Regions from separate parts of the Homo sapiens genome. Here region 2 is linked to region 1. A link is a loop called in an ENCODE intact Hi-C map of the cell type or tissue named here. Cell type or tissue: endothelial cell of umbilical vein. All regions are shown on one strand. Links, peaks and the distances in the headings refer to the core of each region. The heading gives the core; the rest is flanking DNA.

Region 1 (16,810 bases), core at 3,464-11,463:
TTTTTCCCCACCTTTTTTTCTAAAATTCTTTTTAACTAACTATATAGTCTCTATGTTTTTCCCTTTATGGAGTGTTTGTATAGGCTCATGTATTTTTTTAATTCATCAATTTTGTAAGCTCATAATTCTTTTGAGGACTACTATCCTAAGTTAAGTGGACATACTTTCCTTACAGCTCCTTCTTCCTCTTGTTCATGGGCACCTTTCATTTCTTTCCTTAAATACTAATAGTCTCACAGATACTAGATTATATTTCAGTGCATTACCAGTCCTCTTAATCTAGCTGGGTAGGCTGAGCTGTGGTCATGGTTATTTGCAGCTTGGAAACTCTACTTGCATGCTTTCTATTTTTGTGCAGTTTGAGAAGTCCCTTTTCCTCATGGCAAAGTGACTTTATTTTCTTCCTTCCAACTACAACCATGTTTGCATGTTAAGTTATTAAACCTTCAAGTCTTTCTGGCTTTTTGGTTAAGTGTATTTCCTTGTATGTAGACACTTGTTGCCATTTGGTAGGATTTCAGGTACTGGCTGCCTCCAGACTCCTTTCTGTTCTCACAACTAACTCTTGCTCCCAGACTTATCCCTCCGGATCACGTTTCTGCTTATGACCCAGTGATTTAGAGTAAATGTGCATCAAGAAATTGTTTCCCAGATCCCAGCGTATAACCTTTAAGTGACGGTCCACAGGTATTCACTTTCAGGTCTATACGCTATGGCCCTGCTTACTTAATCTGCTCTACTCCCTCCATTCATTTATTCATTCATTCATAGACAGGGTTTCACTCCCCTTGACCTGCCTGAGTGCAGTAGTGTGATCTCAGCTCACTGCAACCTGTGTCTCCTGGGTCAAGCCATTCTTCTGCATCAGCTTCCGGAGTAGGTGGGAATACAGGCCCGCGCCACCACGCCGGGCTAATTTTTCTGTTTAGTAGAGACGGGTTTCGTCATTTTGCCCAGGCTGGTCTCAAACTCCTGGGCCCAAGCAATCTGTCTGCTGTCTGCCTCTCAGCCTCCCACAGTGCTGGGATTACAGGCGCGAGCCACCACGCCTGGCCGTTTTTTTTTTTTTTTTTTTTTTACAAATCAGCTACATTGATCTTAGTGACCTTCGAATTTGCCAAGTATGATCACATTAAGAATTTTGTACAAATTTTTCTTTCATCCTGGAGTGGGGTAACTATCCTTCTTTTCTTCAGTCAGATGTCAGCCCAGAATTCCAGTTTAAAGAAAAACTTTGCTGACCATTCTATTTAAAGCCTTAATCCCTGTCACTCCTACTTATATTGTGACATTAGTACGGTGTCTTTGTTATGTTTGAGTTGTCTACAAGTACCGAACTTAGACTCATTGAGAATGACAGCCTGATCATGTTCATTGTTGTATCCATGGAGCTAAGCACAGTGCCTGGCCATCGTAAGTGTTCAATCCCTATTTGTTGACTGAATAAATGAAAAAAAAAAAGTTTGAATGCCTAGTGGCGACTATCTGGCAGCTGGAAGCTGGAACAACAATGCCACAAAGAGCTCTGAACGTGATTTCAGCTGTTTTCTTCAAGTTCTGTATCTCTAGCCTGCTATTGATCTTCCAGAACATCCCATAAAGCATGCACCTGGCAACCTGGTCACACCTACAACCTTCAGCCCTCCAAATTGGTGACTGGTAATGGGATTTTTCACAACTCTCTGTTGATTTCACTCAAATCTATATTGCTCTGGGGGAAAAGCAGAAATATCTGTAAACAGGAAGCGTCCTCTTTTGGTTTAGTCCAAATTAAATCTGCATATATTCTTTGAAATAAGTTTGCGATTGGTGCTAACCCGTCTTTCAAGTTCTGATAGGGTTGTCTTTTTAATATTGTGCTTATTTGCATTTAATCTGAAATGGCTGGGTGGTGGAGTATGCATAAGTCTGTACTTAAAGACATATATAATATAATTGGGAGAAACTTTCAACCTCTATTCTAGATTATCTGTATTTTGATAGAATCAGAACCAATTACAAATGCACACTTATCATGTTCTATTTCTTTTTTTTTTTTTCTTGAGACGGAGTCTCGCTCTGTCACCCAGGCAGTGGTGTGATCCGGGTTCACGCCATTCTCCTGCCTCAGCTTCCCAAGTAGTTGGGACTATGTGCGCCTGCCACCACGCCCGGCTAATTTTTTGTATTTTCAGTAGAGACATGGTTTCACCGTGTTAGCCAGGATGGTCTCTATCTCCTGAACTCGTGATCTGTGTGCCTTATTACCTGGCCAGGCGCGGTGGCTCACCCCTGTAATCCCATCACTTTGGGAGGCCGAGGCGGGCGGATCACGAGGTCAGAGATTGAGACCATCCTGACTAACACGGTGAAACCCTGTGTCTACTAAAAAAATAAAATAAAATAAAAAAATAGCTGGGCGTGGTGGCGGGCACCTATAGTCCCAGCTACTTGGGAGGTTGAGGCAGGAGAATTGCTTGACTCCAGGGGGCAGAGGTAGCAGTGAGCTGAGATCGCACCTTTGCACTTCAGCCTGGATGACAGAGCGAGACTCCATCTCAAAAAAAAAAAAAGCTTATTGCCTTAAGAGATACATTCCAATCACACTACTGTTATAGCTTCTTATCTCTCTAATACAGCATTGCCCTGAAAATGCCTATACATCCCTGAGATAATCAGGATATAGGTATTTTCTTTCCTTCTGAATATTTTAAGGTTTGGTCTTTAGATACCCCTTGAACTTGTTTTGTGTTGACTTCGAGATTGACAGTTTGATTACTAGGCTGAAGATCTGTTATTGGCTAAGTGCTAAGTTTCTAGAAATAACTAAGCACTCAACCAATATAATTTTGTACCCTTGAAAGATACCTTCTATAATTAGGTATAAGTCAACTGTATTCTTCAAAAGTCATCCTTCCTCTTTGCTATCTTCCAAAATAAATGGGTTAAAATTAGAAAATCTGTTTACATTTTCTTCATCTCTGTCCATCAATTCCAATGAGTTCCATCATAGTTCAAATTTAATCTATGCATAAACACTTAATCTAAATCATGTAATAATTCTAATTATCAAATCTAGAATCAATGAGGGATACTGCTACTCTGAACTTAAATTGGAGTCATGAGGAAGAAGAATTTACTGAACAGGAAATTGTAGAATATTCAGAGACTGAACAAGCCACACTATTGTTCTAATATCAATAAAAGGAAAGACGGTAATGCTAGACATGTAACAAGGCTTTCAAAAAGTCAGTAATGGTGAAAGCATATGTGTGATTATATGCAGTATTCAAGGTCCTGAAATACTGAAATAAAATTGGTTCATGAAAAATAATACTTCCTTGCCATAGAAAATAGGAAGTCAGATACACTCCTCTATGATAATGTAATTTTATTGTCAAAACCTAGACATGGCCTCATTAGTCTAGGTTCATTTCTATTATTGTCACAAGAGTGGATTAACATCAGCTAGTCTCAAAATAGAATTAATTTGGAATATATTCTGCAAAATGTCAAAAAGTTATATAAATCAAGCCAAAAAATTTAGTGCTCATGAAAATATATGACAGCTAATTTATTGATGCAGTTTTTCTCAGGATCTGTGTAAATCAAAACAATATATTCTATGGTAGCATTTTTGAAATCATTCTATGACCATGGCTGTCACCTATTAATACATAGAATACATAGAAATTCTCCAAATTCATCTTGTCCACAGATAGAGCATTGAGAACTTGTTAAAATCATTCACGTATTGAACAAAACACAAACTCTCTCCTAATGCTTGTCCCCCAAATAAAAATAATGTGATTTTTACAGATAGCTTTGTGAAACACAGTTGCAATTTCCACAGGTGTATTGAACACATCATCCTCAACAAATTTGTAGCATTATATATATGAACATATAGTGGTATCCAAAGACAGTCTGATAACCCAGTTTCAAATAATTCCAATGAGAAAATTAATTTGGCTTTACAAAGAAGTACTCATTATCAAGGCCACCCATGCTAATGTTACCTAAACCTGTAAGATAAACCTAAACCTGTAAGATAAAAGCACAGAAAGAACTGAGATTTATAAAACTATCCATAGCGCAGGAGACTTTATTTTCTACATTTAGTGAAAGAAGAAAGAAGTAAAAGGACTGGCCCTAGTCATTGGGCAGATAAGATAATGTCCATAGAATCCAGAAAGAAAGTATAATTATACAACTCTTACCTTTCAAGGAGAACGAGTTGCAAAATGGAAAGTTTATCTTGTACACCATAAAGTAGAATTGAAGTATCAAATATATCTCAAGGAACTGAAACAACATGCAGATGTAAATAACTAAAAATTTGAATAATCAAGGAGGATGGAGAAACAAAGTGTTTGGATAGGCTCAAAAATTCTAATGCAATCCTAGGCTAAAATTCTGAGCAAATAGCATCTAGTCTAATCCATACTTTTAAGATCACATTTGAAAAAGTTTGGTTCTGGGCTAAAACTAAATACTAAATGATGAAATATATCAAGTCTAGAGAAAGAGTATGAAACATTCAGAAATCATATAATTTAAAATAGAAACTATTGAAATTTGACTTGAAAATATTTAGTAAAGGCCTAATTATCTTTTAGAAATCTTAAGAGGGGCATGTAGAAGGTAATTATACTATGTCAAAGAAGCTGTAGTGGGAGAGTTCAGCATTATAGCTCTTACAGCAGTTGAAAATGTAATTGGATGCCTTATGAGATAGTAAATTCCACTATCTCAAGTCTTTAAACAGAACCTGAATGACCACCTGTCAAAGATATCTTAAAGAACATTTCTGAATTAAGCAGAAAGTTTATGTAACTGCTAAATGTTCCTTTAATTAATGAATATCATTTGCAGCATCTTTATTATCTTTGGAATAAAATATCAAGATCATATATTAATAATATGTTTTCTAATCACATTTTTAGAAGCTTTTTAATAATGAAATTATTCATTCTTATTAAGAAAAATGTACTTTATAATGTCTGACATATATGACAATGATCATTCTGCCTTTTTATTTCATGTAACAGAATTTTGGAGTTGTAAATTCTTGAGATATTCTTATTTTAATAAGAAACTTCTTTGGGTCCAATCCAAGGAAAAAATTAAACTGTTTACTGTAATTAGGAACCCTAAAAACACACTACTAAAATATTTCACTGCCTAAAAGTTCAAATTTTTCTTGATAATTTGGGATACCAAAAGGTCATGCCCTGGTTGCTTAAAAACATAGAAATAATGCCCAGTTTTTAACATTGTTAGAAGGATTAGTCTAGTTTGGTCAGCCAAAAACTCTCTCTCTCTCTCTCTCTCTTTCTCTCTTTCTCTCTGTCTCTCCTCCCTCTCCTCTCTTTCTGAGATAGGGTCTCGCTCTGTCATTCAGGCTGGAGTGCTGTGAAATGATCATAGCTTACTGTAACCTCGAACTCCTGGGCTCCAGCAAATCTCCTGCCTTAGACTCCTGCTACAGGCACATGCCACCATGCCTGGCTAATTTTTTTCATTTTCTGTAGAGGTGAGGACTTGTTATGTTGCCCAGGTTGGTCTCAAATTCCTGGGCTCTTGCAATCCTCCCAACTCAACCAAAATCTTTACTAATACATTTTCACTACTACAAAAACATGCTGCCATCTTCCAACCCTTTTTGTTTGCCTTTTAATTTTCCTGTTAACTTACACATAAAACTTCATATTTGTTTTTGCTTTTGGTAGAATAAAAAATTAAAAAGTACTTATGATTTCTTATACATTGAATAGCTTTTGCTTTAAATAAATACAGTAAAAGAAACATTAATAACTTGAGATGATTTTATGAAAAAGCCTGCTGTTTTTACTCAGCAAAAAGAATATTTGTAATATATACATTGTGGATTCCCAAAGGGACAGGTAGCATTTTAACACAAGAATGAAGCTTACATCAGCCTGAAGCCAAAACAAATGGATCTCCTTTTTTATTTTTATTTTTTGTAACAGAAAATTTATAGTCAGGGTTGAGGAATAAAGGCCATGACCACATTCCTGTTTACTGTAGCTACTTCCCATACCTCTCTAGAGACCTTTCTATCCACTTGTAAGGGTAAGGTGAAAATGATGGCTGTTGCCTTAGGAAAGACAGCAGGGACATGGCTCTCAGCTTCATTTCCTACGTCTTGGAAGTATCTGACTTCCAGATATGCATTACTGTATTAACACGCAGGTCTTGGAGGAATGGATAGTTTATTTTTCCAGCTAAATTTTATCCTTAGGCGGAGGAATACTAACGAGAAGTATTTATGTCCTGTAGTATATTCAAATTACTGTCTCCCACCACACAGAGAAGCAGCCTGTTGTTCCTTTTTCTCTTTTGTCCTTTTGTCTCTTTTCTTTCTTCTCTTCATTCTTGATTTCTCTACAATCTAAGCAGCTTGTACTCCTATACCAAGGCCTGCAGAATCACATATTTTAGATTACAGTTCACGTTTCAACAACTGTATCAAATTAAATAATTAAGACTGACTTGGCCTGGATTTAATCCCTTCCTTGCTTTGGTTCTTTATTTCTTTGGTGCTCCAGAAACTAGGGCATGATTCACTGGACACGGCAGTATGCAGAGAAAGAAAAGATTGTCAATTGTTGCCCATTATGTCATGTTTTTAGTCTAGAAGTTATACAAATCACACTGTTGCTCTCTCACGTATAAATTACAGTTATTCTAAATGACATAACTGTTGGTAGAAATGTAAGCATGTATTCTTAAATAAAAATATCAAGTAAATAAATTAGGAATGTATATGTCATTATAGATAAAAATAAATGTATTATCTAGTGTAACCCTGGCATTTGCATTTTTAGTTATCGATCATCCTGTGAACAAATACACTGCTTTGGTTTCATCATGAAAAAGATTGTGTGACTGCAGGCAGGTGACTTAACCTCACCTAGATAAGAAAAGAGTATGTTAGTAGATGATCTCTGAGGTATTTTCCAGCTCAAAAATTCTATTATTCTTATGATTTCTAGACTATGCAAATACTATACATGTGCTTAAGGCCGTTTGAGTCAAACTTGTAGATGTGTGACTTCATTCATAACTGCAAATGAAGAAAAATCTAAATCACGTGCTAAAGAAAAACTCCACCATAAATTTATACAGATGGTTCTATTTGTGTACAACACCGTATAAAATAGGTCTAGGGAAAGGCATTTAAAGTAAAATAAAACCCTGTGAATATGAATCTCTAGTTATCATTGCATTATTCTCTAGATTGCAAGAAATGGAGCCTGTGAACTTTAATCACTCCTTTTGTAATTCTAATCAAATAAAACAGCTAGAAAATGCCAATTGGTAAAGTCATCTAGCTCCAGGGGGCACTGCTGTACTGTGCATCAGGTTTGGTTTATTGATGAAGGCTTAAGCAAGATTTCATTAAGGAGTTCTGCAGGTTTCAGATGCAGAAAAAGCACATAAACTATTTATAATCAATTTAAACTTTGAGAAAATTAGGTAACTATGTAAAATATTTATATGCAGTTTTTTGGAAATGAATGTTTCCTTTGTTGGTAAAAGTATCTGTCTTTCTGCAGCAACTAACTATGGTTGTGGATAGGAATATTTTTATTAACTTTTCCAGTCAAGGGCTCATGAAGGACAATGTATGTTTCTGCTATGGAATTATTTAAAGCATTCTGCCCTAATATTCAAAATATAAACAAAAATTGATATACTTAATGCCTGGACACTGCAATCCTTTAATTGGCTTTACCATTGTTATAGTCAGTTAATCTCTGATCAGAAGGGTTTTGTATAATTATGTAAATTCTATCTATGACTTAATGCATCTTTCAAAAAAATCTCAAATATAGCAGCTCAAAATAATCTCAAAAGTGAGTGACCACTTGTATCTTATTAAACTGTGAGAAATGAGTAGTGCTAAGGTGAGAGTCAAGTATGGAAGTCAAAATCAGCACTCTCATATGTTTTAAAAGCATAGTAAAAGAAATACTTTCGAAATGAATTGCATCATTTAAACTATTATATGTGGATTATGAATACCTAACAAATCTGTAAATTTAATTAAAGACCAAATCAGGATAGGCAAGTATTTATAGTAAAGACTGACAGAATTTTTTAAATTTATGTTCAAGTTTAGCTCAATTATCCCTCACTATTAAAGCACTGATAAACATTGACTTGACATTTTCAAACCAAACACAGGTGACTTTCAATGGCTGAAAATCTTTTAAGCAAAGAATTGAAATTCTATTTAGATTAGGGTAATGTCTGGTCATTTCTAGTCCACACATCATAAAAGGCATAATGAACCACCATAAAAATCATCTGGATTTTTCATATTAATTATTGTGCATATATGGCATGATTTTCAATGTAAATGACTTGTTTTAGCAGCAATGTATTAATAGAAGAAGGAAGAGATTCAGGGGAGCAAATATAGAAAGTAAGAAGATTGGAGGGTTTTTTGCAATAATCCTGAACTAAGGCACTGGCCTTGAATATGGAGTAGAGGGGAAATTTTTGAGATATTTTTAGGAGATAAAATTGATGTAACTTACTGACTGCATAAAGGGCAGAGTGGTGAGAGAATGCATTGACTGTGATTATATGTGATGGTGGAGGCTCTAACTGAAAGTGTCTATTCTGATGTCTGGGCAGACACACAAACAAGCACTTCTGAAAAGCAACAGCAAGCAATATGAAATAAAAACATGGAATCATCATATAAATTGGCTTATCAATTTATTTTAATTAGCCAGTAGAAGGACAACTTGAGATTGGATTTGTTCAACTATATATCTTGATTCTGGGGATAATAAACTAATAATCATTCTTAGTTGCAAAGATTTTGGGACAGGGTCTAACATAGATATCCATGCAACAATTCTACAATAAGTTCTCTTTTCTTTGTCTGATGCTTCCAAATTAGAGTCAACCTTTTGCGTATTCTTACAGAAGTCCAACACTTGAAGGAAAGTGAAAACAAAGCCCTATCAGGAGTGAAATATAATCCAATCATTTAATTCTCAGAATTGGTATTAGTTCTAATCTAACAAAGCAACTTAGAATCAACTTAGAATCAATCTCTGGATATGTCAGTGAATGTGTCTTTAGATGACTCCAGCTGCCAGGCTTTAAGTCTTCCAGCTGAGGTTTTTCCTAAACATTCTGGGAGAGAAACAAGCTATTCTTGTGTCCTCTTGGAATTTCTGATCCACAGATTTCTTAAGCATAATTATTGTTTCACACCAGTCCCATTTTAGGGCAATTTTTTGGTAAACCATAATAACTGGAATAGCACCCTAGGTCAAGACACTGCTATCTTATGCCTGAACTACTGAGAGAAAATGTTCTTTCAACTTACTCCACTAGCATTCAATCCTCTGAAAGTCTATTGCTTCTGCATTCAAAAGATACTATGAATCTGATGAATTCTCATTGTTTCATGTTTATGAAAACTATTTCCTGAACTTCAGTTCTGTCTCTTATAGTTTACCAGATGGCAGACAGAATCACATATATTTAACATATATATTACATCATGTCTTGTCACTGCTCAAAACTCTGTTTCCCAGTCATACTGAAATTGAAATTTAAAATCTTTAATGTGGCTATAAATTTCCTAGGAAGCTTTCTGATCTAATATTCTACTACATCTTCCATGTCCACTTCAGCTCCAGTGATAGTGTTACAGGAATATACAATCTTCATTTTCACGTGAATACTTTTATGTTATCTGGTTTCTTTGCCTGAAATATTCCCCCAAATATTGTCCTGGTCAAGTCCTCATATGATTCATATTTTTTTAAAGCACCACTTCTTCAGAGATGCCTTTCTTGTTCTGCCTAACTAACATAGTTAATTAGGCAGGTCAGAATCAATATGCTCTGATTCCTTACTTTGCCTTTCATGTATCCCTTAACTCTAGAAGTTAGACTATATAATTATTAATTTATTAGTTTGTAGCCTGTCTTCTATACTAACATATTAGCTCTGTGATGGCAAAGATTTTAGTTAGTTCACACTGTATTCTCAAAGCTTAGAACATGACTGAACACATATGGGGTACTCTGAAGTATTCTAGAATAAATGATTAGATGACTGACTGAATAAATAAATGATAAACATGCCTAGTGAGAGGTGAACACACGCTTTTCATCTCTAGTCTATTAGAAGTAACTCACAAGCTGGAGGGAAATCCTAGTTCTATCTTATAACAGGGGTATGCTTTTGGATATGCTTCTGTATTAGTCCGTTTTCATGCTGCTGATAAAGACATATCTGAGACTGGGAAGAGAAGGAGGTTTTATTGGATTTACAGTTCCACATGGCTGGGGAGGCCTCAGAATCATGGTGGGAAGTGAAAGGCACTTCTTACATGGTGGTGGCAAGAGAAAATAAGGAAGATGCACAAGCAGAAACCCCTGATAAACCCATCAGATCTCATGAGACTTATTCACTACCACAAGAACAGCATGGGGGGAACCGCCTCCACGATTCAAATTATCCCCACCAAGTCCCTCCCACAATAGGTGGGAATGATGGGAGTACAATTCAAGATCAGATTTGGATGAGGACACAGAGCCAAACCATATCATTCCACCCCTGGCCCCTCCAAATATCATGTCTTTACATTTCAAAACCAATCATGCCTTCCCAACAGTCCCCCAAAGTGTTAACTCATTTCAACATTAACCCAAAAGTCCACAGTCGAAAGTCTCATCTGAGATAAGGCAATTCCCTTCCACTTATGAGCCTGTAAAATCAAAAGCAAGTAAGTTACTTCCTAGGTTCAATGGGGGTACAGGTACTGGGTAAATACAGCCATTCCAAACAGGATAAATTGGCTAAAACAAATGGGTTACAGGGCCTATGCAAGTCCAAAGTCCAGCAGGACAGTCAAATTTTAAAGCTCCCAAATGATCTCTTTGACTCCAGGTCTCACATCCAGGTCATGCTGATATAAGAGGTGGGTTCACAGTCTTGGGCAGCTCTGCCCTTGTGGCTTTGCAAGGTACAGCCTCCCTCCCAGTTGCTTTCATGGGCTGGTGTTGAATGTCTGTGGCTGTAAGCTGTGGTAGGTGGATCTACCATTCTGGGGTCTGGAGGATGACGGCCCTCTTTCCACAGCTCTACTAGGTTGTGCCCCAGTAGGGACTCTGTGTGGGGGCTCCAACCCCACATTTCCCTTCTTCATTGCCCTAGCAGAGGTTCTCGATGAGAGCCCCACCTCTGCAGCAAACTTCTGCCTGGGCATCCAGGCATTTCCATACATCTTCTGAAATCTAGGCAGAGGTTCCCAAACCCCAATTCTTGACTTTTCTGCACCCGCATGCTCAACACAACCTGGAAGCTGCCAAGACTTGAGGCTTGCACCCTCTGAAACCATGGCCCAAGCTCTGTGTTGGCCTCTTTCAGCCATGGCTGAAGCAGAAGGGATGCAGGGCAACAAGTCCCTAGACTGCACACAGCATGGCTACCCTGGGACCTGCCCACAAAACCATTTTTTCCTATTAGACCTCTGGGCCTGTGATGGGAGAGGCTGCTGCAAAGATCTCTGACATGTCCTGGAGATACCTTCCCCATTGTCTTGGAGATTAACATTCAGCTCCTTGTCACTTATGCAAATACCTGCAGCCAGCTTGAATTTCTCCTCTGAAAATGGGATTTTATTTTCTATCCCATTGTCATGGTGCAAAGTTTGTGAACTTTTATGCTCTGCTTCCCTTTTAAAACTGAATTCCTTTAACAACACCAAAATCACCTCTTGAATGCTTTATCACTTAGAAATTTCTTCCAAATCACCTCTTGAATGCTTTACCACTTAGAAATTTCTTCCAAATCACCTCTTGAATGCTTTACCACTTAGAAATTTCTTCCACCAGATACCCTAAATCATCTCTCTCAAGTTCAAAGTTCCACAAATCTCTAGGGCAGGGGCAAAATGCCGCCAGTCTCTTTGATAAAACATAACAAGAGTTACCTTTGCTTCAGTTCCCAACAAGTTCCTCATCTCCATCTGAGACCACCTCAGCCTTGATTTCACTGTCCATATCATTATCAGTATTTTTGTCAAAGCCATTCAAGTGTCTAGGAAGTTCCAAACTTTCCCACATTTTCCTATGTTCTTCTGAGCCCTCCAAAGTTGCTTCCACATTTGGGTATCTTTTCAGCAGCACCCTACTCTACTGGTACCAATTTACTGTATTAGTCCATTTTCACACTATTAATAAAAACATACCTGATACTGGGAAGAAAAAGAGGTTTAATTGGACTTACACTTCCACATGGCTGGGGAGGCTTCACAATCATAATGGGAGGTGAAAGCCCATTACATGGTGGTGACAATAGAAAATGAGGAAGATGCAGAAGTGGAAACCCCTGATAAACCCATCAGATCTCGTGAGACTTATTCACTACCATGAGAACAGTATGGGGGAAACCGCCCCATGATTCAAATTATCTCCCACTGGGTCCTTTCCACAACATGTGGGAATTATGGGAGTACAATTCAAGATGAGATTTGGGTGGGGACACAGAGCCAAACCATATCAGCTTCTAATCCTTTTCTGTCCATCTTTCTCATCTGTAAAATGGACAAATAGGATATGCCACATATGTTATATTAGCAAGAAATAAAGTATTTAGCATAGTGCTGGCAATATAGTGGGTTTTAAGCATATGTGAGTTTCTTTTCTCAAATTCAGATTCATAGCTCATATACCCAGGAAACCCCGACAGCATTTCACATGTCCTACCTCTACAACTACCCTAAATGAAGACCTGGAGTAGTGAGGGATGACCAAGAAGAAACTTACAGGCTTTGACAAAGAACCTGAGTTTTATCCTGAGGCCAATATAAAGTTGAAAGAGTTTAAACTTTAAATGCTGAGGGATTTTAACACATTCCTCTAACCAATAGGCAGTATGACACAATTAATACAATGGTACCTGGTTTTAATTTCCTATCAATTGTCTGCACTTTAAATCTTTCTTACAGAGTCAATTGAGAGTTAGTTAAATATAAATATACTATACATCAGAAAGGTAAACCAATAGAGATATTTATGTAGTAATATTTAAATGTGCCAAAGGCAGTGATATCCTTAAAACAAGATCACTTTTAGCTGCCCTGCTTTGCACAGATATTGCAGAATCTTCAAAATAGAAAAAGGTATTATGTATGAATAGGAGTCATTTGAATTGGAAAATAGAAACTTAAATCATCTTGTCCATCACACTGTCAAGGTAGATTTCCTTTAACATGCTCTATGACTTAAGATATAAAAGTGTAAAAGAAAAAGAAAAGCTTAAAATTTCTGAATATTATCACTTTACTTTTTTAGGGAATAAGCCTTAATATGTATCTAATTTGACATTGTTAATATTTTCATACTTATATAGGCTTGACTTTGATTAAATCAAGCAAACTATCAGTTTGTCTTTAGTGAATGAAGTCTTCTTTTATATATGTGTAGCATATACCTTTTGTTTAATTTTCTGTACTTTATTTAATAGTAATATATCTGGTACAATAATCTTAACAAAATTGAAGTTTTCAGTACCGAATCTAGAAATGTTGGATGCCTGGTGAGATGTGAATAATTTATATGTAAAAACAAAAACTCCAACCTTTATTTTCCTTTTAAGATAACTGAAATAACAGGTTAGTTCTAAAGCTCAATTGTTCATTAGAAGTTAAAACTATGTACATGAAAAGTAACCTTAAAAAGCCAGATGTTTTTCACTCTGGTTTGCCTTAATTAAGTCACTGCCTTTAGCTACTCTCCAATAACAGCCAAAAAAGACAGTATGTAATTGTTTTCCAGCATCAGTCACAAAATAATTCACATATGATTCAGAAAACAGCCATTATGTTTATGTTCTATGATTCTGTATTTTCACACATATAAAGTTTTTATAAAATATTAAAATGATGCTATTTTTAATGCTTGGGATTTTATCTACAATTTTATAAAAATTTAATATAAAAATGAGTACAAAATATACATATGGTATACTGAAAAGGATTGAATACCACATATTCTTGCTAACCAATGCAGTGAATGAAATCAATTCATATCTCAGTAGACTCATGATAATATCTAGCAAGTGGCTATCTAACACACAAATTGCCTTGAAAAGTTCTACCCTTTGCAAATGTCAACAATAGAGCAACATGGAAGAACGGGTTCTTCTCAGATGTAATGAGGCGGTATGGCCACCAGCAGTGAGTATAATTCTTCAAAATCCCACCCTCTGTTAGAGTTCATGTTGTGACACCATTTTATTTAAAAGAAGCAATATATCTTCACTGTCCTCCAGATCTTGACAAAATACATCTCATGGTTAACAATAGACCGGAAAGATTATCATATTATCACGGCTTTGCTCGTAGAGAACTTTTGGAGTCTCCATGGCTGATATGAAGTAACCCTATGGAGACAACAACAAAGCCTGAGAAGCTCAGCCTTGAGCCCCAAACACTTAGCAGGAATTCTGATACAAATTTTTGAGTGATTGTATGAATGAGTGAACTAATGTGTTCCTAAGTGAGAGAGATGAATTACAAAACACTACAAGTAAATGAAACCCCTGTGAAGAACATTACTGTCACTGATATATGAAACTCATTTGCAAAAGGGGTTTGGGAACACAGTAAATCACACTTCGAAAAGCCAGTTCTTTCATGCATTTCATGGATTGACAACTGTAAAAAGAAGTAGATGGTGTTGGGTCTTTGTATTTGACCACTGCTCTTTTCACTCTGCACAGTTTCCTTGGGTGTCTTTTTACTCATTTTAATGTTTTTTTCCTGCTACCTTTATATTTAATATTCTCAAACTTCTATTTTTAATGCATATCATATACTGGGTGACAGACTCTTTAATATAAATCAGCCTGCTGGACATATATACCTGGATGCTTATTCCCACAAAAGTTCAAATTCTGCATTTCCAAAGTGGAATGTACCACTCATATATATGAATCAAGTTCCTCTTTGCCTCACCGTTTTCTAGAGACTCAGACCACTCCTTCCAGTCTTCGCTGCTGCTGAGCAAATTCTTTTTCTTTCTTTGCTTTGAGCAACTGTTACAAGAGGAAGTCATTTATACGGCCTTCAACAAGAGAGTTCAGTGAGACTGAATCATTGGTCCAACTTATTACCAGACAGCATCTGGCCTGATAACACATCCTCATATAGCTCTCTGTCCTCTCTACTTTATTTTCCTTTTCTCTCTTGTGCTCCACATGATTGCATTTTTAAATAAAGTAAGTAGTAGCACAGGAAGAATCCAGGCTGAAACATCATAAAAATTTGCTCCTCTTTTGGTGGTATCTGCTGATGTTATCCACTTTTACCCTGAAACTGAAGTAAAAATTCTAGGAGTCATTCATGCCTCCTTTTCTTCCTCAATCTGCTAGAAACATAGTCGCTAAATCTAGCCATATTTCCTTCTAAAGAGCAGATGCATCATTCCTCTCTATTTTTGCCAACACTGACTTGCTTCAGGCACTCATTTTTTTCTTATTCAAAAAACCTCCTATCTGGTTTTCCTAATTCCAGTCTCATTTCTTCATTTTTGGCTCCACATCTACAATAAAGTGATTCGGGTGCTTCATCTAAAATGCATATCTTAACCCTGATTCTCAGCAGCTCCAAGCTCTTTAACCCATCACGCCTTCATTATCTGTTCTGAGCTTATGTTTTCAGGCTTATCAATCATGACTTCCCACCTTAATTTGTGTGTTTCCACAACACCAAACATGGCAATATTAAAAAATCTCTGGCTCCTTATCTAGAGTGCTTTCCTCTTTCCTCTTCTGGTAAACTCCCACTTTAGAACAAAGTTCAGGCATTCCTTCTTTTATAAAGCATGCCCACACATTACCAGGCTGAGAAAGGTGACTGTCTTTTGGGCAACATAAAATCTCTTATATATCCACTAGAAGAGTGACCCTTGCTTTTGCTTCGTTTTGTTGTATCCCATATCCCAGCATACTCAATGGATACGATATTCATTCACCAATTTCCCTCTATGGCAGGAGTTCTCATCCTATGAGAAGGCTCTACCTCTCCCAAATACTTGAACGGTATTTCAGATTCTAACGGAGGAAGACCAGGTATAGTGGTACAGTTTCTGATTCTGTTATGCCTGCTTTGTGCTGGGTTTGGGTATTTTTCCTCTCGTAAACCCACTCCCTGAAAATAACTACACAAATATATGCTTTACGAGGAGCAGAGTGGAACTGTTTTGTCTTTATATCTCAGTACCTAGACGATAATCTGACCATCAGTAGTAGTAAAAGGTCAATATATATTTACTGTGAATAAATGAATGAATGAATGAATGAATACTCCAGGAATAAACCTCAGGCAAACTGAGGTCATTTCTTGCTGGGGCTGAATAGTATGGTACTCTTAGAAATTTGAATTTTGATTTATATAGTGCCTTAGCGCACAGAATTCTTTGAGGTGTAACAAGTACATATACCTGGTAAGTAGGCAGTCAAATTGGCAATGTCTGTAGAAAAGGTGAGAAGGCTGGATAATAATAATCAACAATTATCTGATAGACTTAAAGGCACTATCTACTGTACCAAGCAGTGTCTGTTGTATAGCTGAATGCCTTTGGGAATTAAAGGCCAAGGAGGTTTTCTCTCTGACAGGATGAGCTCAGCATAGATGACTTTGCACTACGCAGCCATATAGCACTAAATGACTTCTGCTCTGTTTATTGGTATCTATCCATCAATCACAGGCATTGTTATGGCAACCAAGGAAGTATTTTTATCATTTGTAACTCCCTCTTTTATT
Region 2 (16,810 bases), core at 3,513-11,512, 450 kb after region 1:
GCTGACTAAGAATTTCAACTCTAGAAACTTAACAAAAATGAAAAAACAAATCAAACAAAAACTCCAAAATACACCAAAAATGTAAAAGTGTATATTTATTAGGGTTAATAAATAAAGAAGAAAGTAAAAGAAGAGATAACACAGAATGCTTCTTCCCTCTAACCACCCATTTCTGGTCACAGATGGGAAAATCTTACATTTAAGATCCTCTCTAATATAGATGTTGCTTGTAATATGTAGGATATTAATAGTTCCCTTTGGACCACGATGTTCTTGACAATAAGTCCAGTAAGTCCTACAATTCCTTATATCCAAGCAGAAAGTTATTGTAGTAGAAATGGGTAATCAAATGACATTTGATTCATTCATTCATTCCACTCATTGAGGAGAGGGTTTCATGTTTTGAGTTACTTTCCTATCGTGTTCTCCCAGCCCAACCCCTTCCCACCCATCAGAATAGGGGCTAATCCCCCAAAGTATCATATCTTATTGACTTATTTACTCAGACTCAGAGAAGCAATGATTTAAGGCATTATGAGCTCAACTGGTTTATCTTCCTAGAGAAATGAAGGACTGCTAAAATAAGAGTCAAAATATTCATATGCCCTAGCCCTATTATGAATACAATATTAAATTTAACTCATCTATTCAGGCAAATAAAAATAATCATTGTCATTTTGACTTCAAAGTGTCCTCTGACTTACTCCTCCAAGTCTTATTTCAGAACTAAACAGCATCACCATCCACCAAGACCTCCAGCACAGAGGAAGCAGGAGTCATCATTGATTCTACTTCATCCTCAACGTTCATTTTATATCCATGTCTTATTGATTTCACCTTCAGTAACTGTTTAATCAACCTCTTCTGTTTAATCAAGCTTTTTCCTTCTTCTGTTTTTACATCCTACAATTTCCTGAGAGCTCTCCTCATAAAACATAAAATTAATCATGTAGCTACATTGCTGATACATTTAGGTGGCCTTCTAATGCCTACAAATTAAACCCAAAACCTTTATCACTATGCAATGTAAACAAAAGTGTTTCAACATGTTCCATTTATAATGAACACTTAATGTTACAGGTTCAAAAATACCCCTATTCTTCCCAAGTATGTTGACTTGACAATATCCAAGACTTTTGTCTCCCTCATTCTTTTCCTTCTTTATAAGTTGTCTTTCATCTTCTTCTCTGCCAAACAAAATTCAACCAACCCTCGAGGGCCCAATTCAAATCTCACTCTTCTTTTATGAGCCTTGCTCTATACACTCTTTCCCCCACATCACCTCTTTTTCTAGAAATTCTAATTATTTGGATGTTATGATGTGTGATGAATGTCTTTTAACAATTTACATGCCTGCATGTAAATGAGATTCTGGAGGGCAAAGAATATCTAATTCATACTTGAATCTCAATATTTCACACATTGCCTAGCACTGGAGTTTATAAATATTTATTGAATCAAGTAAAATTCTCTAATCTTTTAAATATGCAAACATGATCTATGTATCTTATTTAAATAAATATGGCTCATGACTTAGTAGCTAACTATAGATAGATATTATAAAACTATATTGTTTAAAGTTCTGTCATGGTATATTTCTACCAAAATGTTCAGATAGAAAAAGAAGAGATTCAGTTGGAAATGCTCTTGTAAAGAACACTTTTATTCTATGATAAATAGAAGAATTTATCCCTGACTAATTCAACCAGAAAAGTCTTTTTGTAGAATTCAATTCTATAACCCTATTCAATGGAGTTAATGATTGTTTCACATGAGTGATAGTAATACATTAAGATTTATAGAAGGATGTGCAAGAAAACATAGCCGAAAGCAGATATAATATTTAAAATATAATTCCTGTAGAACGAAAACAAAATCTATAAGACAGGGCTCCATAGAAACATAATGTTCCATTTCAGGCTTTCAAAACAGACTTACAAATGAAACATTTCATAAACAATGAATAACATGCACTTAAGAACCTCACACAGAGAAAAATTGCAACTGAGCATGCATGTGTAATTTGCACTACAGTAATCTTACTTTTTAGCAAATGCAAGGAATCCTGTCACCGAATGGTGAGCAAAGTGATGGGTGGCATACTGATGTTACTGAAATTCTCTCCAGAGGAATATGGATACAAAAATATAAGTGTAATGTTTTGTACATATAATTTTTAATTGCCAACAAATGTAAATAAATAATTTGAAGCTTGTTTTCATCAAGCTATCGATACGCTCTTTAGAAGAAGCCACTCATAAGACTGAGGAATTAGACATATTAAATTCTTAAAGTTTTATCTTGGAGGTGGGACGATGCTCATATTTCTGCATTGCGTAATTATGCTTTTTTTCAGAGATACAATTTCCTTCAGTTTTCTCACTTGCACAAAGCATGGAATTCTGGTACTTAAAAAATTTATTAGACTTTTAGTTTGTTTTATTTCTTTGCATACATATAAACCATGGGTTACCAGCTGTTTACAAGTTTACTCATGAATCTCAACTCTCCTGCACTGACCTATCATCAAACGGTAGCCATATCACCTACCAGTTCCTCAGGGAACACATGTTATTGAAGCTACTTTTTTCTCTTTAAATGTGTTACAAGTAGTAAACTATATAATTATTTTCCGGAAAAACAATCCTTGAATTTCTTGTGAATGAAGATAAAAATATCAGTTGAATTAAATAGTGAAAAGTAAAGGTGAGTCTTGTTTTTATATTTACAAAGAAACCCTAATTAATTAATCATCTTAGCCAACAACATCTTAGCACACAATCTCATAACACAATGTTTAGACAGTGACCCAATCCTAGAACATAGTATGGACTTCATTTATGGTTACTGAACCAAAGGTGATGACATAGATTTTGTAAAATAACTCAGAGGAATAAGTTGTTTCTTTACAAAGTAGCCTAATAAGTACTTTGTCCAAAACAACCTACCTAGGTACCATGATTCCTGTCAGCTACATCATCACTTCTAATTCTATCTGAAGATACAATTGAAACCACTACTGAAGCAGGAAATTTCCCTGACCCCTTCACGGGTGGAAACTGGAATGCATGGGCACTGGAACTAGCTGGCTGCTTCTTCGGGGCGGCAGGGGTGGACTCCCCTGGCTCAGTCTCACTGCATTCCACCCCTTGAGGAGGGGAGTGCAGGTGAACAGGTGCAGGAGCCAGGGCAAGTGCTTTTGGGCATTGGCAGGAGCAAAACTTTGTGCGGACCCTGTGGCAGTGTCTAGTGAGGAGTACCCATGACCCCTGAAGCCCCAGAGGATGTGAGTTACAGTGTTTTTTTGTTTTGTTTTAAACCTGTGTAAAAAAAAAATGTAAACTAATAAATACTAATAGCTTTAAATACCTAATTCAATGTTTCTTCTCTTTTTATTTATTTTTTATTTTTTTGAGATGGAGTCTTGCTCTGTCGCCCAGGCTGGAGTGCAGTGGCACAATCTCGGCTCACTGCAAGCTCTGCCTCCCGGGTTCACCCCATTCTCCTGCCTTAGCCTCCTGAGTAGCTGGGGCTACAGGCGCCCGCCACCATGCCTGACTAATTTTTTTGTATTTTTAGTAGAGGTGGGGTTTCACCGCATTATCCAGGATGGTCTCTATCTCCTGACCTCGTGATCTGCCCACCTTGACCTCCCAGAGTGCTGAGATTATAGGTGTGAGCCACCGCGACCAGCCATGTTACAGTGTTCTTTTAGTTTTGCCATCTGTGGACAGCTTAAGTCTTAAACAGCTCAGTGGGCCCCCTGCCTTTTCACGTGTGGTGGTTGCTCTCCACCAGCAAGGGCAAAGAGTCAGTGTGACAGTCTTCACTGTCTGCACCCATGGCTCCTGAGCTCTTGTTCAGTGTCCAGGAAAAATCAGGTCTTACTAACGAATTGGAGGGTGGTGAATGTGGAGGATTTTATTGCTGATGAAAATGGCTCTCTGTGGGGAGGGGAGCTGGAAAGCAGATGGAGTGGGAGGGCAATCCTCCCCTGGAGTTCAGCAGTCCTTGGCCAGACTCCTCTCTGAAGCCACGTTGTCAAGTTGTCTCTTTGAAGTCAAGCTGCTTCTCTTGGATATCCAGTTGCTTCTCTTCTCTGCTCTCTGCTGATGGAGCCTGGGGTTTTTATGGGCACAGGATTGGGGGAAGAGTGGGCCATAGGTGGTTTTGGAAAAGGCAACATTCGAGTGGGAAAACAGGAATACATGTTCTCACATTGGGCCACGGTTCCAGGTTTGAGGGTGGGACCCTTGCCAAAGACCTGCCCTCTTCTGCCCAGAATTTCCCTGCCTCCTATCCTTATCACTACTAAGGCTGTATTGTATCAAGAAACCCAAGTGAGATAAATTATATTATTGCTTAACAAGTATTCACTTTCTATCCCCTTCTGTGAAAGGAATATATTCCCTACCCAATTGATGTTGAACGTGGCTATGTGACTTGCTTTTTCTAATGGGATGATAGTGGAAATTATGTGAGTAGAATTTGAAATGTGCTTGTGTGATTTGACTTGGTCTCCTGCACTTTGATCTTTTTTTCATAAAAAGGATATGTCTCAGCTATCTTCAGTTTTAAGAAGGATGAGAAACAAGTGAATGTAGTTCACAGCTAGAAAGCAAGCCTAATTGCGCCAAATCTAAAGTAGCTGAACTCATGTCAACCCATAGATGAGTAAGAAATGGATGCTTATTGGCAAGCAGGTTGGTAAGTAGTTTGGTATAAAAGTAATCATGTTTTTTTGTCCGTAAAAGTAATGGTAAAAACCGCAATAACTTTTGCACCAACCTAATACATGCCAATGAGTTTTGATTTTTTTTTTACACAATGTTATTATGGATACAAACGACTGATACACCAAGGAATAAAAGCATTTCATCAATACACAAGGAGAAGAAATAATTTTAAAAGTTACTTAATTGTGAAACTATTGGTTTAACTGGTAAAATAGTTGTACAGGTGAAAGTTTAGTTTTGTTATGCATGTAAAGACATTAATAACAGAAGATTTTGAAAAGTAAAGCATCCAGTGAGAAAATATAAAAGGAAAATGACAAATATAGAAAAATCTTAGGAATGTTATTGGTGAAAGGAAGGAAAAACTAAGAGTGAAGCTTGAAGGGGTATTAGAAAATGGAAGCCTTGTTAAATTTTTGTTTCTTTTTTTCTTTAAAGGAATAAATGATCTAAATATATTTACAATTAGAAGAGAAATATCAATGAAGCAAGAGCCCTAAAATGCAAGGGAGGGACTTATTAACTGATTTCAAACAAAGCTTTGGCTCAGCTGAGTTGTGAATGACACTCTGCACAAAGTGAAAGAGAGGAAACAAACTTACTCTGAGACAGGAGGAAGAAAAGAGTAATGTTACAGATAAGTTCTAAAGACATAAGGAAGCTGTGATCACCTAGATATGTTGAAATGACAAGATAGATAGCAAACAAAGGCACTTGTGCTAGATGACCTATATTTGCCAACATGGGATAAGGAGATTGCATGACTGAATATCTTGGAGAAGAGCACAAACAACTTTTACTTTTACTTATTTATTTTTTTTGAGATGGGCATCCTGCTCTCTCGCCAGGCTGGAGTGCAGTGGCGCGATCTTGGCTCACTGCAACCTCAGCCTCCCAGGTTCAAGCAATTCTCCTGCCTCAGCCTCCGAGTAGCTAGGACTACAGGCACGCACCACCATGCCCAGCTAATTTTTATATTTTTAGTAGAGACGAGTTTTCTCCATGTTGGCCAGGATGGTCTCCATCTCTTGACCTAGTGATCAGCCTGCCTCGGCCTCCCAAAGTGTTGGGATTACAGCCATGAGCCACCATGCCCGGCGTGTATCAATAACAAAGATGATGGTGACAAGAGCAAACTGTCTGAAAATTCGATGTTATTTATATTAGTAATACTACAAACTCTTAGTCTTGTTAAGATTAATTCCAAAATGTGATCTTAACGTAAATTCGAGGATTCATTTGGGGCAGGCAATTCAATGTCTAGGATCCATTTACTTCTGCTTTCCTGTTTTTAACATAGGGCAACTACAGTTTCATCTTGGAGAAAAGAAAATCATAGATTTTATCAAATAACCTCATCTTTTACATGAACAAGATAACTATTTACTTTCTCTTTAAAAATAAAGCATAATGAAACTGGACCCCTTCCTTATACCTTATACAAAAATTAACTCAAGATAGATTAAATACTTAAATGTAATACATAAAACCATAAAAACCCTAGAAGAAATCCTAGGCAATACCATCCAGGACATAGGCATGGGCAAAGACTACATGACTAAAACACCAAAAGCAATTGCAACAAAAGCCCCAGTTGACATATGGGATCTAATTAAACTAAGAGCTTCTGCACAGCAAAAAACAAAACCAAAAACAAACAAACAAAAAAACAAAAAACAAAAAACTATCATTACAGTGAACGGGCAGCCTACAGAATGGGAAAACATTTTTGCAATCCATCTGACAAAGGGCTAATATCCAGAATCTACAAGGAACTTAAACAAATGTACAAGAAAAATACAATGCTATCAAAAAGTGGGCGAAGGACAGGAACAAACACTTCTCAAAAGAAGAAATTTATGCAGGCAACAAACATATGAAAAAAAGCTCATCTTCACTGGTTATTAGAGAAATGCAGATCAAAACCACAATGAGATACCATGTCACACCAGTTAGAATGGTGATCATTGAAACGTCAGGAAACAACAGATGCTGGAGAGGATGTGGAGAAATAGGAATGCTTTTACGCTGTTGGTGGGAATGTAAATTAGTTTAAATGTTGTGGAAGACAGTGTGGCGATTCCTGAAGGATCTAGAACCAGAAATACCATTTGATCCAGCAATCCCATTACTGCGCATATACCCAAAGGATTATAAATCATTATACTAAAGAGACACATGCACACACATGTTTATTGCAGCATTGTTCACAATAGCAAATATATGGAACCAAATCAAATGCCCATCAATGTTAGACTGGATAAAGAAAATGTGGCACATATATACCATGGATTACTATGCAGCCATAAAAAAGGATGAGTTCATGTCCTTTGTAGTGACATGGATGAAGGTGGAAACCATCAATCTCAGCAAACTAACAGAGGAACAGAAAACCAAACACCACATGTTCTCACTCATAAGTGGGAGTTGAACAATGAGAACACATGGACACAGGGAGAGGAACATCACACACTGGGGCCTGTCGGGGTTGGGGGGCAAGGGGAGGGATAGCATTAGGAGAAATACCTAATGTTGGTGATGGGTTGCTGGGTGCAGCAAACCACCGTGGCACGTGTATACCTATGTAACAAACCTGCATGTTCTGCACATGTATCCCAGAACTTAAAGTATTAAAAAAAAAAAAAAGATGTTATTACCTCCTGGACTGGATTGCAGAGAAAACTGTAAATGTTTTAACACACTAGTGTTTCTACTGCCAAATTCCTGTTAGCTCATTAATTGCATTCCATATACACCTTTGCAAATGTTTGCCCTATAGTCTGTTTATAAACATCTTAGATATGGCAGAAATTTAAAAAAAAGTAAAAGAGATAAAAAACAACATTCATATGAATTATACTAATTTATTTTTATTTTTGAATTCTTATTTTTTGAGGGAATCGTAAGTATAAATTTACTGTATACCTAGTGGCGTATAGTAAAATTGTAGGCATAAGGATAAAAGGAAATAATAAACTTCATAGTGCTCAGCTTCAAACCCAAACCTCTAAATAACAGGACAGGCTCAGATACCTCAGGGATCAGGCAGATAATACAAATAAATGAAACAGGCAAAAAAGAGTACAGTCTTGCCAAGAGAGGCAATCCCTACTTAACTCCAACTGATTGTTCTCGTTTGAAAACACAAATCACAACTGCCAAATCTGATTGTTCAGGAGAAGCCAGAAATTCTGATGTATAACGTGAAACCTCTAGATTTCTTATATGGTAGCACAATTTTCTCTAAAACACTAGGTAATCTAAATAAAGCTGACCATCTATCAGTTTCAGTGCTGTGTTGTGCAAATGATGAATGGCATATCCCCTAATTGTGGTATTAGACTGCCTCTCACCAGCCACAATTTGTAATTGCAACAATGGCATCACCAGATAGGACTCTCCTGCTTTGCTATGCACACATTCCTGAGCCCTGGAGAACAACTAACTCTACAGGAAAAAGTGGAAGGCTCATCTAAGCCATTCTTGCTAGCTTTCATGACTAGCTGCTGGCCTACAGGCAATAAATTCCCAACTGCTCCTGCAAGTAGGCTTTAGGGCCTGGGAGGTCTTTATCTGGTTCAGAAGGCAAGGCTGCTTCTCAAAGCACCTCCAAGTGCTTTGGGGCCCCTGTTCAGATGGCAGGCATTTCTGGTTACCAGCACCTGATGACTGACAGGAGCAGGGCAGTCATACTCACATCCAGGAGCTTGGTGCTTAACAGATGGTACACTGATTTCACAACATCATCTACTCTGGGGATGATCCACTTGGCCACCACAATGATGCTGCTGACAGTGGTTGAAGTCTTCTTTTCAGCCTCTGAGCCCATTGTCATGGCAACAAGTTTTTCTCTCAAAGTGTGACAAATCTTCAAGATGACAATGCAGTGGGACATGAGACCCAAGGCATCCTAGATCCAGTCTTCATTCTCCAGAATGGGCTCTATGCCAGAGTGGGCGATGATGACATCATCTAGTTCTAACTCAGAGAGCTCAGATTGGGTCTCCATGGCACCCAAGAGACTCATAATGGGCTTAGAATCATAGCGCTGCAGCAGGTCTCCTGGCCAGCAGTAGCGCTGCACTCAAACCACCACCAAGACTGCAAACAAAGCCAGAAAGATGGTAGCCAGCACGCTTATGGCAACAATCACTGTGGCCTTCTTGCTTCTCTGTGGCTCCTGACTTAGTCTCACTCATATCCTCCTCATAGGCTAAATTTTCTGAACTGTAGATGACCAGTCCCATGGCGGTGGGAGCAAGCTATATTAATTTATTTTTTAAAGAAATGAAGAAGTATTTTTTAAATACCACAAAATATGATACCTTCAATTACGTTTAAAACAATAAAACAAACGAAACCCTTAGATGACAAATCCTAGTAACAATATTATATTGTGGTGCTTACCCAATCACGAATCTTCTGCCCATATTGCAGATATTTTAAGGGAAAAAAAAAAACAAGTAGAAACAAACAAAAAAATAGATTTACTGCTGGCCATATGGAGAAATTCTATTTTCAATAAATAATATAATTCAGAAAAGCTTTGTTGAGGACTAAAGCGAATAAGCACTTTGTAACCTTTACTTCTAAGAAACATTCCTTTTATTATCCATGTAAGTTATCTATAGAAAAAAATATTTCTAGCATGTTTTTATTTTTTTTTTAAGTTTTGTTTGAAGCTTTGAAGTATTCCTTAGCAATTTGTGTTTGGAGAGAAAAACTAGATATCTGGCATATGCAATAGGCACAACTTTTAGTTTGCAAGTGTTTTGATGTGATTTTTTCCACTGAAAATATTGCTATAAGAGCATAGAAATCAGAATAAGTTAAATCAATCTCCTTATAAAAAATTTTGGGGTTTGTGTAGACAATCTGTTGTAAGTTGTTTATGACTATTTCTAAGTATTTCTGTTAGCCATTTACAATTTTTTGTAAAAGTTGAGGCCATTCTGCTCCATTTTCTCTAAGTTCTCTCTCAAGGAAAAAATAAATTCTACCTAAAACTACACTAGAAAGTGTGTATATGCTCGCACATGTGTCCACATGGGGAAGAGTAGAGATTGGAGAAAATGTTCACACGGACAGGAAGGGGTATTACTGTGCCCTCTCAGAAATAAAGAACAAAATCAAGAACACTATGATTTTTCTTAATTTTAATATATCTTTTGAGTATTTGTATATAGTGACATTCTCATTAACTATGATTTCAGAACAATAGGAATTCTATATTTATTATTCTATTATTTTTCTATTAGTTCTTTCTCTCTAATATATGTTGCACAGAGGTATGCTTATATAAACCTAAATATGTTAATGAGGTGATTAAGACATAATATGCACTATATTATAAGACTGAAGTGTCTAGTCTAAATGACTTACTTTATGGTACAGTATAGGTTAAGTTTTCTGACTTTGTTTTTTTTGAGACCCAGTCATGCTCTGTCGCCCAGGCTGTAGTGCAGCGGTGCAATCTCTGCTCACTGCAAGCTCCATCTTCCGGGTTCACGCCATTCTCCTGCCTCAGCCTCCCGAGTGGCTGAGACTACAGGCGCCTGCCACCATGCCTGGCTAGTTTTTCGTATTTTTAGTAGAGACGGGGTTTCACCGTGTTAGCCAGGATGGTCTCGATCTCCTGACCTCGTGATCAGCCTGCCTTGGCCTCCAAGAGTGCTGGGATTACAGGCGTGAACCACCGTGCCCGGCCAGTTTTCTGACCTTTTTTTCTGCCTCCTGTGCACTATCTTATTTATTTAAATTTGGATAGTGACACAACTGATCTGAAAATTGCATGAATATACTCCTTTCAGATAATAATATATCCATGAGAAGAAAAAACACAAAATTTGAAAAAAATTGTATAACTTATACTTTGTCTTATTTAAGTATTTCTACTACATAGCAAGTAAAGTATATGAGTTTGATTTCACTTTCTTAAACTGAAAGGAAAATGATTGTACACATTTGAATAATATATTATTGAAACCTTAATGGTATTAGGGACATATCAAAAAAGAAATATTTACAATTGTTACAATTGATGGATAGTGTCTGACAAAAGTATTTATTTTTTGACATAAATGTAGTTTGGCTATTGATGAAGTTGTTAGGTAGCAATTTACTAATGTGTATAATATAATAACCAATAGATACAAATTCCTATTTCATGGAGGATGGAAATAAAGACAAAATAAAGAACTATGATCACACTGGGAGACTGAAAACATAAGCATATAATTAGATTAATTGAAATAGAGCTTTTTTGAGTTACATATTTCAGTTACAATCAAACCGATAGCTTAGTCCTTGAAGTTCTATAAAAGATGAATTAAATCTAATATATGCAATTGGTTGTATGCTCGAAAATTAGTTACTGAAATTCTCAAGCCCTTTCTATATTATTACAAAGGTTTTCTTCTGATAGCATATACTACTGGTTAATAAAAATTCACAGTAAATTCACTGAAAATATAACAATTTAAATTTTAACAATTTTGAAACATTCCACACTGGATTTGAATTTATTCTTTCCATTCCCTTTTCATTACATGTTTTAAGAAACTTCTATGAATATTACCTTTTATAAAAATGAGATACTTAAATACATTACATATAAATAGAAATCATGTAGTTAAAAATAAAATTCTATTTTTGAGTATTGAATGAACAATGAGGAAACTACTGACTTCCTAGAATATTTTAGATATATTCAAAATAAAATTCTCTAAAGAGTGGTTGAAGAAATAACTGAAATGTTAATTTCTTAAAACAGTCTTTACTCTTTTAGTGGTATTGCACTAACTCTATGACTCAGTGACAATAAAACTACTTTAAAGTATTTTTGCTAGAATCATTACAGAGTATTGGTTACAAAAGCTTCCCCAAACTTGTTCCTCCCTTTGGCCCATTCTCGTAATTGTTACTATTTTATCTTTTCTGTAGAGTCTTTCCTGGTAAGTCAAATATTTTCCTGTTTTTAACATTATATTTCTATTGCGAAATGAGTCCTGCTTGAGGTATTTCTATATTTTTGAATTAGCAGTGTTTATTAAGTGCATATGCCAGTTCTCACCACTGTGTCAGACACTGAGTCAAGGCTGGACTATACACGAGTGAGCAAAATCAGATAAGGGAAGCTTACTATTGAAGAAGACAGAGAATAAGGTAATCACACAAAGAAACATAAAATAAAAATTCACAATAATTCCTACAAAGAAAAATTGTATAAAAATGTGAGGGACGTGTCCTTTTCTAGGAAACAGAAGAATACAATTTATCATTTTATATTACCTTATGATGTTTCATTGTGTATTTTCATTTTATATTAGTATAGTTTGCCTTTCAAATTGTGTGTCACCCAAATTGTGAAGAAACAATGTAATGTACTATTTTTTATTCATCCCTTTGAATCTAGGCACATAAAAGATGTGTCTGTAGCTTACTACCTGCATGAAGACCAATATCATTTTTTGTGATAGAAATCTTATAATAATCCACTGTGATATAAAAAGTTTCTGGATGTGCATCTTTAAAAATCATAAAATGCATTTCTTTAGCAAAACAGCCTAATCAAATATCATTGATATCAGTATTCTTTTCTTTTCCTAATTCAATATTCAGTTTTCTTTTTTTAACTGTATGCTCTACTTTAGTAAAAGACCAAGTTTTATTGGGTAAAATATAATTTATGATGTTATATAACGGTCCATTTTAAACCAAATGCAACCACGCTTTAACCTGGTAGAGAAAAACAATGGTAATTCATTATCCAATGATCATTGCAAAACATTTCTCTGAAGCAAAATCTGGAAACTTTCACCTCTCTTTTCCTAAAGCTGATTCAGCCACAAAGATGGCATCACAAGCTTGGCATTTGGTGTAATTTCATTTTCTGCTGTCACCATCTTGAAATTTTTAACATTTTTATCTTGGAATGTATGTTTTGCAAGTGAGGTCTGATAGGTCTGATAGGACAATGGAACATGCCAGTGAGCAGAGCTGCTTCCTTTGTAGACATCATGCCCAGTTTCTTATGAACACAGAATTCTTGTGGATCCACAACATGCAGGAGTTCAGGAAGACTCAGATCTACTACAAAGTCAGAGTGTTGCATGAACCATCGAGTAACTGTGATAAGGAAAGGGAGCACTGACATTCTCAAGAGGTCACAGTTTCCATTTGAGCAATACTTGCTTTAACTGTGGAAATAATGCAATGATGTTCTATCATGAATGAAAAACTCTCCATATCCTTTATTTGTTTTACTCCTCTGTATTAACCAACCATCGATGCTCAAAGCCATGGTTCCTTTTCCTTATAGTCTTTCTTTAGCTTATCACTATGCTAAAGGTATAGAGGTTGGTAGCATGTGTACTATCGAGAATGAAATAAAAACAATTGTGTTAGTTTGTGCAGTATTTCCACCATTCTGATAAGGATTTGATGTAATTTAGATATTTGTCCCCTCAAAACCTCATATTGAAATGTGATCTCCAATGTTGCAGATGGGGTCTGGGAAGTTGTTGGGTCATGAAAGGGCTGGATGGGGCTGGATCCCTCATGAATGGCTTGATACCCTCCCTACAGTAATGAATGTGTTCTCACTCTAATAGTTAGCGTGTGTCTGACTGTTTAAAAGAGGCTGGTACATTTCTTGCTTCCTCTTTCCTTGTGTGACAGGTCTGTTCTTCCTTCACCTTGCTCCATAAGTAAAAGCTTCCAAAAGCTTTAACAGAAGTCAAGCAGATGTTGGTGCCATGCTTGTACAAGGTGCAGAACTGTGAGCCAAATAAACCTCTTTTCTTTATAAGTAACTCAGTCTCAGGTAGCTCTTTATGGCAGTGAAAAACAGACTAATGCAGGATAAAATATGTGTTGTGGAATTTTGGTGATGCTACTTTCAAGTTAAAGGCCCTTATATTTGTATAGGAAATGGCATTGCACAATAGAAAATGAACAGTTTAGTCTATGTTCATATTTGAAAATTTTAATTTTTCTTTATTTAAAACAACAATAGTGGCAATTTTAAAAATATCATGACAAGATGAGAGAAAGGCCATGCAAAAAAGGAAAAAGACTCAAATTTTAGTAATTTTTTTTAAGATGTAATTTTGCCCTTGTTGCCTAGGATGGAGTGCAATGGCACGATCTTGGCTCACTGCAACCTCCGCCTCCCAGGTTCAAGAGATTCTCCTGCCTCAGGCTCCCAAGTAGCTGGGATTACAGATGCCTGCCACCACATCCCGCTAATTTTTGTATTTTTAATTTTAACCATGTTGGCCAGGCTGGCCTCAAACCCCTGACCTTAGGTGGTCAGCCCGCTTCAGTCTCCCAAAGTGCTGGGATTACAGGCGTGAGCCACCATGCCTGTCCAGTAATTTAACAGTACTTTTTTCTTCCTGTTTGTACAAGAGTGTCCTTTTTTTCACTCTACTGAGCTGGACCTCTATAGCCTCAGACAATCAAATACTCTTTTTCATCATACAAGGTAGATGGGTTAGTCATGCAACAATCATTTCAGTCACATCTCAGTAAATTTATGATAATCACTATTTTGTTTTTGAAAACTAAAACTATTCACTCACATTAAGAAATTAAAACCATGCTGTGATGCCATTTACTGGAGGAACTTGTAATATAGTAGTTTAAAATCTAAACAAGAGACAAAGGTGAAAACTAAGGACAATTGTCTGTGTATACCAACCAAGGAAGATAATTATTTTTATGAGTTAAACTGCAGGTTTTTCTTTAAAGACTAAAGTTTAGCAATAATGATCATGACCACATATAAAATAATTTCTATGGTGCTAGTATCAAAATGTTATTACCAGAAAGATCTGTTTAGGCATCTTAATCTCTAATCGTATCAGACAGATTGCATGTGTACTAAAGTATTCAAATTTATTTTCTCTATATCCCAGTTGTACCTATTGTTCTTTGCTAGGTAATTCCATTCAGAACCATTACTTTTCTATACAACAGAAGCACCTAGAATAAAAACCTTGATTGCTTTCCTGAATAATATTAAAAAATTTCTATTTACCACAAAATTCTGTAAGGACCTTAAAACAATACCGACATTCCTTCAAATTCTCAGAAATTCTAAAATGTAATTTACATAAATGTTAGGGTCCTAGAATAACCCTATTAGGGTTCCTTCATCCATTTTGTAGGGGCAGGGGAAATATAAACAATACTATTATTAGGAAAATAAGTGAATAGGAAATAATGTTTTTAAACTCTTATTTTATGTTAATAGTTGTTACACACATTAGGCTAAGGTGTTAATAATAAAAAAATATAAGAAACTCTTAGAACTCATTAGCAAAAAATCAAACCAATCAAAAATCTGGTGGGGGGTGTATTTCTAGGGAGAGGTAACTAAATGGTAATTGCTAATAAAACTTACTGATTTCTTTTCCTAGTCTTAGGAACTTTCTTCAAGCATTTAAAGTATGAAGAGAAAGTATTCTTTCTCCTCCTCATCAGAACCCCCAGCACAATCTACATAATCACAATAAATTTACATAAAATACAGTTATGAGCAGTTCTAATACATTTCCTAAATCTTGAAATACTTTATTCTATTGTTTCTACTATATTTTCAAATTATAAAAAAAATATGAGAATGAATTATCTTTGTTTTATACTTCAGTATTAGGTCATGGAATCTACATAATGGTTAAATGATTATTAGTTTCTTGTATTTCAAACACTCATTAAAAGCTTATATATTCTATTCACCTTGGAGAACAGGTGATCTATAGAAGCAGAGCAAAATAGTTTCTGTGTCCATAACTTTTAATGCTAATCTTTATTTTAGTTTACTTTGGTACCTAAGCAAACCTATATTCTAGCATAATTAAGCAGAGGAGAGACCATAGAGCACCTACACCACAGAACAAAGTAAGGTGATGGCTCTACTCTGGTTGTCACTTCCCATATGTCTGTGAGACACATTATCATACATGCCTGTCATTGCACAGTAACTTTGAACATCCAGCTAAAATTCCAGAGTCTGTCCAGAAAGAATATGTCCACTTTTTTTTTTTTTTTTTTTACTGAGTCTCGCTCTGTCACCCAGGCTGGAGTGCAGTGGCATGATCTTGGCCCACTGCAAGCTCCGCCTCCTGGGTTCACACCATTCTCCTGCCTCAGCCTCCTGAGTAGCTGGGACTACAGGCGCCAGCCACCACGCCTGGCTAATTTTTTGTATTTTTAGTAGACACGGGGTTTCACCATGTTAGCCAGGATGGTCTCGATCTCCTGACCTCGTGATCTGCCCATCTCGGCCTCCCAAAGTGCTGGGATTACAGGCGTGAGCCACCGCGCCTGGCCATGAATGTTCTTAATGACATCTAGCATGATGAATCCTTTTCAGAAGGTTTTTGATTGACTTTGTCTAGATCTACCAGAGAAATCACTGCCTATGACAGCTGCAGCCTTATGAAATGTATTTCTTAAATAATAATACTTGAAAGTCAAAATTACTCCTTGATCCATGGGCTTCAGAAGGGAAGTTACGTTAGCAGGCATGAGAACATTAATATTCTTGTACATCTCCATCAGAGCTCTTGGGTGACCAGGCCCCTCGTCAATAATATTTTTAATTTTTTTTCTGCTCAGTAAGTCTGAAAAACGGACTTAACATATTCAGTAAGCAAACTGTAAACAAATGTGCTGTCATCCACGCTTTGTTCCATTCACAGAGCACAAGCAAAGTAGATTTAACATAATTCTTAAGGGCCTTACGATTTTTGGAATGGTAAATTAGCATTGGCTTCAACTAAAAGTCACTAGCTGCATCAGCCCCTAGCAAGAGGCAACTTGTCCTTTGAAGCTTTGAAGCCAGGCACTGAATTCTCTCTATCTGTGAATGTCCTAGGTGGCATCTTCTAAGAAAAAGGCTATTTTATCTACATTGCAAATCTGTTATTTGGTTAATCAATTATGTTAGCTAGATCTTCTAGATAACTTTCTGCAACTTCTACATCAGCACTTGCTCCTTCACCTTGTACTTTTATGTTATGGAAATGGCTTTTTTAAAAAATTAAACATTATGAAGCAACCACTGC

The links. Peaks named below come from ENCODE experiments on the same cell type or tissue, not always from the same donor. Only the 100,000 strongest peaks of a DNase experiment are listed, where the experiment ranks them.
Region 2: it touches region 1 in a loop (16-fold over the local background); 5 of 110 quality-filtered maps call a loop at or near these places.

Annotation. Positions count from the first base shown.
Region 1 is chr6:64,273,426-64,290,235 of GRCh38, forward strand. All of the region lies in intron 30 of EYS (eyes shut homolog), which reads right to left. Among named protein-coding and RNA genes, the nearest start is that of SCAT8, 470 kb to the left of the region's middle. In endothelial cell of umbilical vein, for the core only: no CTCF peak of the experiment used is centred there; a DNase peak (open chromatin) is centred at 7,356.
Region 2 is chr6:64,724,940-64,741,749 of GRCh38, forward strand. All of the region lies in intron 22 of EYS (eyes shut homolog), which reads right to left. It also overlaps the pseudogene TMEM98P2. Among named protein-coding and RNA genes, the nearest start is that of ZC3H11C, 570 kb to the right of the region's middle. In endothelial cell of umbilical vein, for the core only: a CTCF peak has its summit at 8,088; a DNase peak (open chromatin) is centred at 8,072.